Linked DNA regions of Homo sapiens: region 1 is linked to region 2. Evidence: chromatin contacts called from ENCODE Hi-C or POLR2A ChIA-PET data. All regions are on one chromosome and are shown on one strand. The core of a region is the stretch at or near the end of the contact, and the rest is flanking DNA. Distances in the headings are between cores, read along the strand shown. Region 1 has its middle 69 kb from the start of MATN1-AS1. Region 2 has its middle 200 kb from the start of LINC01756.

Region 1 (2,700 bases), core at 102-2,601, 1.1 Mb after region 2:
GGGCCAGCCAGTGGTGTTAGACAGCAACTTTTATTGAAGCAGCAGTGTGCAGCAGCAGCATGCAGCAGCAGCAAAGGTACTGCTCCTCACAGAGCAGGGTTACCCTATAGGCAGTGTGCCCAGAGTAGCAGATCAAAGGCTGTTCTGTTGTCAGAACTCACTTTTAAATTATACCCAATTTTAATTATATGCAAATTAGGTGGCAGGTTATGCAAAAAATTCTAGGGAAAGGGTAACTTCCAGGTGTTGCCATGGAAATGGTAAACTGACATGGCACACTGGTGAGTGTGTCTTATGGAAAGCTGCTTCCTCCCCACACTTGTCTTAGATAGTCCTCAATTTGGTCCGGTGTCCAAGCCACACGACCAGAGTTGAGTCCCGCCTCTTGAGGCAAGCCCTGCCTCTTACCTCAATCGGATCACGGGGGTGGATTTCTCATGAATGGTTTAGCATAATCCCCTTGGTGCTGCCCCCACAATAGTAAATGATTTCTCATGAGATCTGGTTGTTTTAAAAGTGTATGGCACCCCTCTCTCTCTTGCTCCCACTCCTGCCATGTGACATGTCTGCTCCCGCTTCCCCTTCCGCCTTTAGTAAGTTCCCTGAGGCCACTCCCTGAGGCCTCCGCAGAAGCCAAGCAGATGCCAGCACCACGCTTCCTGTACAGCCTCCAGAACCATGAGCCAATTAAACCTCTTTTCTTTATAAATTACCCACTCTCAGGCATTTCTTTATAGCAACACAAGACCAGCCTAACACACAAGGTGGCACGAAGAGTAAGCAACTGAGTAAGGATTTGACCTCAGTCTGCCTGACTCTAAATTCTAGATTCCACTGCACCATATGGAGGACTTCTGGGTGACTTTTATGTGTTCAGCTCCAGGCTGGGCATCAGGGCACCGCAAAGATAAGGCAACCATGGGAATGTGAGCACCATGAAGCCTGGGACCACCCCATTCCTGGTACAGGGAAGTTCCAAGTGTCTGACCACGCCAAGCCGCCTCCCTTACCCTCTCTGGAGCCCATCATGAGGATAGTTGCCTGGGTCCATCGCATGGCACCTGGAGCTGACAAAGCCCCTGCCTGAGCCCCGCAGCATATCCCAGTTCAAACAACTGCTCCCACAGGAGCCGTGATGGGGCCCAGCAGACACAGCTGATCCTGGAACACACAGACACTCACAAGGCCCCCAAGCGACATGGGAAGGTTTCCACCCCACTGGCATGACCAGCACAACCACTCCACAGGATCCTTTCATTGGACGGCCGTGAGGTCCAGGACTCCCCGGCCACCCTGCCCATTTCCTGCCAGACAGCTCACTTACAATCATGCTACACACCTTCTACCAGCTGGCTCACCTCCTATCAGCCTACCCACATTCCTACACCTGGCTCACAGCCTACAAGAGCCTGTGTATCTCCTAGAGCTTGCTCATTTCCTATTAGCAGGCCCACCTCCTCCCTGCCTGCTTTTCTCCTCCCTGCCTGCTCACCTCCTCCCTGTCTGCCCACTTCCTCCTACCTCCTCCTTACCTGCCCACCTCCTCTCTGCCTGCCCAGCTCCTCCCTGCCTGCTCACCTCCTCCCTGCCTGCTCACCTCCTCCCTGTCTACCTTCCTCCTCCCTGCCCGTTCACCTGCTCCCACCTTCTCCCTGCCTGCCTTCCTCCTACTTGCCTGATCACGTTCTGCCAGCCTGCTCACCTCTGACTAGTCTACAGAATGATTGTGCCTTCTTTCACTTTTAGCAATTATGGGACATAGAAAATAAATAAAATAAATGTTCAGGGAGGCAGCAGGATTGCTGCAATCCATCCTTTCTCTCCAACTCCCAGCCTTTTCCTTCCCCATCACCTCCATCTGGACCCTTTTGCAGCTTCTTTTCAGCCTCCTGCTCCAGCTCCTGCCCCACAGTCCCTTCCTGATCAGCAGCCAGAGAGAGCAGTTATCTGCTCATGCCTCCCTTGCTTAGACCCTTTATGAGCTCCCCATTGCTCCCAGGATGGAAGTGAAACTGCTCCCCACAGCTGACAAGAACCCACAGGTCCTTGCTATGAACCTTCTCCATGAACCTTGCCATGAACCTTCTCCACCTGATGGGCCTCCTCCATGTTTCTCACGTCGCCCCTGAGGCTGTGGCCCTGGCTCCATCTGATGCCTCTCGCTCTTCCCCTGAGCTGAGCCTGCACTTCACAGTCATGTGAAGTCAGTCCAGGGCGTCCCTGCTGATCTTGCCCTCACTGGGCACCCACAATGGCTGCACCAAGAGTGTGTCTTCCCGGGAGGGTCCTTGCATCACAGGAGACCTTCCCAGTCCTACTGATGGGCCCCCACTGCTCCCCATCAGCAGCAGAGACCCCTCTTCTCTCCCCACCTGGGGCTGGCATTCCCGCGGGCAGTTCCTTCTCCTCTGCCCCAGGAGGATCATTTATCAATCACAGATGTGGGGCTATAGAGTCAGGACTGTGTGTCTATCTCCAGTGACCAGGTGCCAGGGAACCATTCAAATCCCAGCAATGTTGGGAAGGGGAGGAAACACGCCAACAAAACGTGGAGGGAGCAAAGAGGAAACAGAGATGTGTCTGGGAGATTAATCTGTCGCTCAGACATGAAAGAAATATGTTCAATTATATTTTATTGCATTTCATTGAAATGTACACGTCGTACTTAGCCGCCTGCAAGCCTAGGATTACCCAGAGAGA
Region 2 (2,829 bases), core at 85-2,584:
TTCATTGAGCACCAACCGTATGCCAGGCCCTGTGCTTAGCCCTGGGCTCCCAGAAGATTCTTCTGAAATGAGGATTGGTCACATCCCTTTCCTCCTGACCCTTCAGTGGCTTCTCCTTCCCTCCAGGATCAAGTGCAGACCCCCCACTGCTGCTCCCAGGCCTGTGTGGCCCAGCCCTCGCCCTCCCTCCCCTCCCTGCTGTCTCTCCCATGGACACTCGAGCGCTTTGCTGCCACAGGGCCTTTGCCCACGCAGTTCCCTCCACCTGCAATGCCCTTTCCTGCTCTCCTCTACTTGGCCGGTCCCTTTGATCTTCATCAGCTTAAATGTGACCTCTCCCCCCACTGCCCCACAGACTTGGCTCCCCTCACCCCAGCTTCTTGGCATTCCTCTGGTTTCTCTCAGCACCTTCTGTAATTCTTTCCTTGGGGGTTTACTGGAATCACTGTTGCTCTCACTAGTCCATGAGCTCCAGGCGGGCAGGGGCCTCATGGGTCCTGTTCCTGGGTATTTCCAGGGCCCAGCACACGCCTGGCACAGGGTTGGTGTCTGGCTATGTTCCCTGTTGAGTGGCTGAGTAAATGCAGACCTGGCCCCAGGTCTGGGTCAGTCAGAGGCTGGAGGTGGGGCCTGGGAGCCGCCCTGATGCTGGCAGGACCACCATAGACCTGTGACTGGTGGCGTTGAGGGATCCGTCCCACAGGGACTAGCCTCCTTGGGGAACTGGGGGCTGGGGAGTCGGCCTCCCCGCCCCCTCCCTCCTCACAGTGGTGTTTACCTTCTCAGGTGACCTGGCTCTGTGCAGGGCATGGGCTGGGCCTGGGCTGTGCTGCAGTGATCAACGGCCCTGCGCCCTCAGCAGGAGCAGGCTCCTGCCTCTGCCTGGGTGGCTCAGGGTGGGGCTCGGGGCTCTGCTCACTGCAGTCTCTCACCTCTCACCTGGACAGGGCTTCATGCAGCAACAGGAAGAAGGCATCAACCCTGCCCTGGCCCTTTTTGCCCCTCCTGGAGGTGACACACGCCGCCGCCTCTCACAGCACAGTGGCCAGAGCCAGTCACGTGGCCACATCTCCCTTCAGATTCAAGTGCATTCAGCCACTTGTCAGGAATGTGGGAGCTGGTGATGTCGGGTGCAGCACTCAGAACTTTCACCTGTGTCCCTGGCTGGGCCGAGAGCTACTGAGGGCAGTGTCCCCCATGTCTGCAGCTCCATCGTGCCTGTTCGGGGCTGAGCGCAGAGCAGGAGAAAGCAATGCCCTGTGCAGTCCAAATGGACAAAGGCTGCCCCTGCCCTGTGCCAGGGCCTGTGGGCCCAGAGGTGATGACACAGCCCCGAAGTTGGGGAGTGAGACCTGCGGGAGTCACCACCCAGTGCCCTGAGGGCAAAGCTTTGTCCTTGTGCTCCTGCCCGGGGCAGTGAGTGTGGGTGGTCATACCCTGACTGCGGGTCAGGCTCCCCGGGGCCGGCCCCTCCCCCAGCCTTACTCGCCCTCAGCTGCCCATGCTGTCACTCCAGGTGAGACTGAGCTATGTCCCTTGCCTGAGTCTTCCCTGCCCCCACTCTTGCCTCTGAGCCTATGCCACTGCTGTTCCCTCTGCCCGTGCACAGCAGGGACCTGGGAGGACTCGGGAACCAGGCCCCCTCGGTCTGAAACCTGGCCGGGTGGGTGACCGGATGATGAGCAGTTCCTAACCTCTCTGTGCCTCAGTCTCCTCATCTGTAAATGGGGGTAGTGATAGTGTCTCCCTCACTCTCACGGGGGCTACTGTGAGGATTTAATACAAGTAAACGCTTAGAACACAGCCCCAGCACGTGGCAGGTGACAGCAGCGAGTGATGGTCAGTCCCCACCCTCCACGTCTGCCTAACATCTCACCCTCGGGGCTCAGCATAGACGCTCCTCCCCGGAAGACATCTGGCATCTCTGCATCCCCAGTGCCCAGCACAGGGCCTGGCACATGGAGGCTCCAGCTGTCCCCAAAGGCCACTGAGCCTGACGCCCCCTTCCAGGGACATTTGCCTCCCAGTCAGCACCACGGGAAACCAAATGCCTGAGGTGAGTGGGCGCCAAGTCCTGGTCCCTGCATGGCCCTTTGGGGACATCTGGAGAAGGCTGGGACTCTCCTGCACTCGGAGCTGCCCCTCCCGTGTGTTGGGGGGTGCAGCTCATCACATCTGCTTATGTCACATGTTTGGGCCATTTCTCCTCCTGTGGTTGGCACAGCACGAGTGTCCCGTGCAGCTCTTTTGGGCAACATCAGAAATATTTTGATATGGCCTACGAAATAGACCTTTAGGATTCCAGCAGTGCCAGGGAACTCAGTGGTGTTTGAGACAGACACCCTCACTGTGTCTCTTCGAAGTCTCAGTCGGTACTAAGCCGGGAGGGGCGGGGACATGGGCGTTGCCAGGCATGTGACTTGGCAATGAGATGTGGGATTTGTGCATTTTGACACTAGGCCGTGTCTAACTGTCCACCTCAGATCTCTGGCTTTGCAAATATCAATAGGGTATGTTTAGCTATTTCAGGCACTTAACCTCTTTGGACCTCAGTTAAGAGCTTTGGAGCCTAAACATAGATGTAAATCTCTGTTCAGCCGCCCATGAGCTGAAGGAATGGTTGCTGGTGCCTGCCCTGTTGTGGATCAAGTGCTGAGCTGGGCTTGGGGACACAGGGGTGGGCAGGACAAGGCCTCTACCCTCAAGGAACTCACAGACTGGTATGGACCAGGGGTGAGAGAGGAGAGAGAGGCCCCTGACCAAACTCGGCCAGTCAGGAAAGGCTTTCTAGAATTCAGGGCCTCAGCATACTGCTGCACAGGCTGTGCA

The links. Hi-C counts contacts between places; a loop is a spot of excess contacts on that map. ChIA-PET counts read pairs that join two places held with the same protein, here RNA polymerase II (POLR2A). Pooled maps may share reads with other maps.
Region 1: a loop to region 2 is called in a map of head of caudate nucleus, with 5 times the contacts of the local background. The contact joins two enhancer-like sites. A Hi-C loop is called at or near these places in 23 of 168 maps with a recorded cell type or tissue (GM18951, IMR-90, K562 and 11 more), 4 of 37 single-sample maps with no recorded cell type and 5 of 50 pooled maps. POLR2A ChIA-PET finds 5 or more read pairs at or near these places in 2 of 52 experiments (PC-9 and activated CD4-positive, alpha-beta T cell).

What each region holds. Positions count from the first base shown.
Region 1 is chr1:30,648,265-30,650,964 of GRCh38, forward strand. No RefSeq gene overlaps it. Among named protein-coding and RNA genes, the nearest start is that of MATN1-AS1, 69 kb to the right of the region's middle. RefSeq lists an enhancer at 1,299-1,989. Within about 2 kb of position 1,352, at least 4 of the 41 ENCODE cell types and tissues checked have a DNase peak (open chromatin) inside an H3K27ac peak, as active enhancers do; they include PC-9, where a contact is called at or near this core.
Region 2 is chr1:29,549,342-29,552,170 of GRCh38, forward strand. No RefSeq gene overlaps it. Among named protein-coding and RNA genes, the nearest start is that of LINC01756, 200 kb to the left of the region's middle. RefSeq lists an enhancer at 1,219-1,945. Within about 2 kb of position 1,335, at least 2 of the 41 ENCODE cell types and tissues checked have a DNase peak (open chromatin) inside an H3K27ac peak, as active enhancers do; they include PC-9, where a contact is called at or near this core.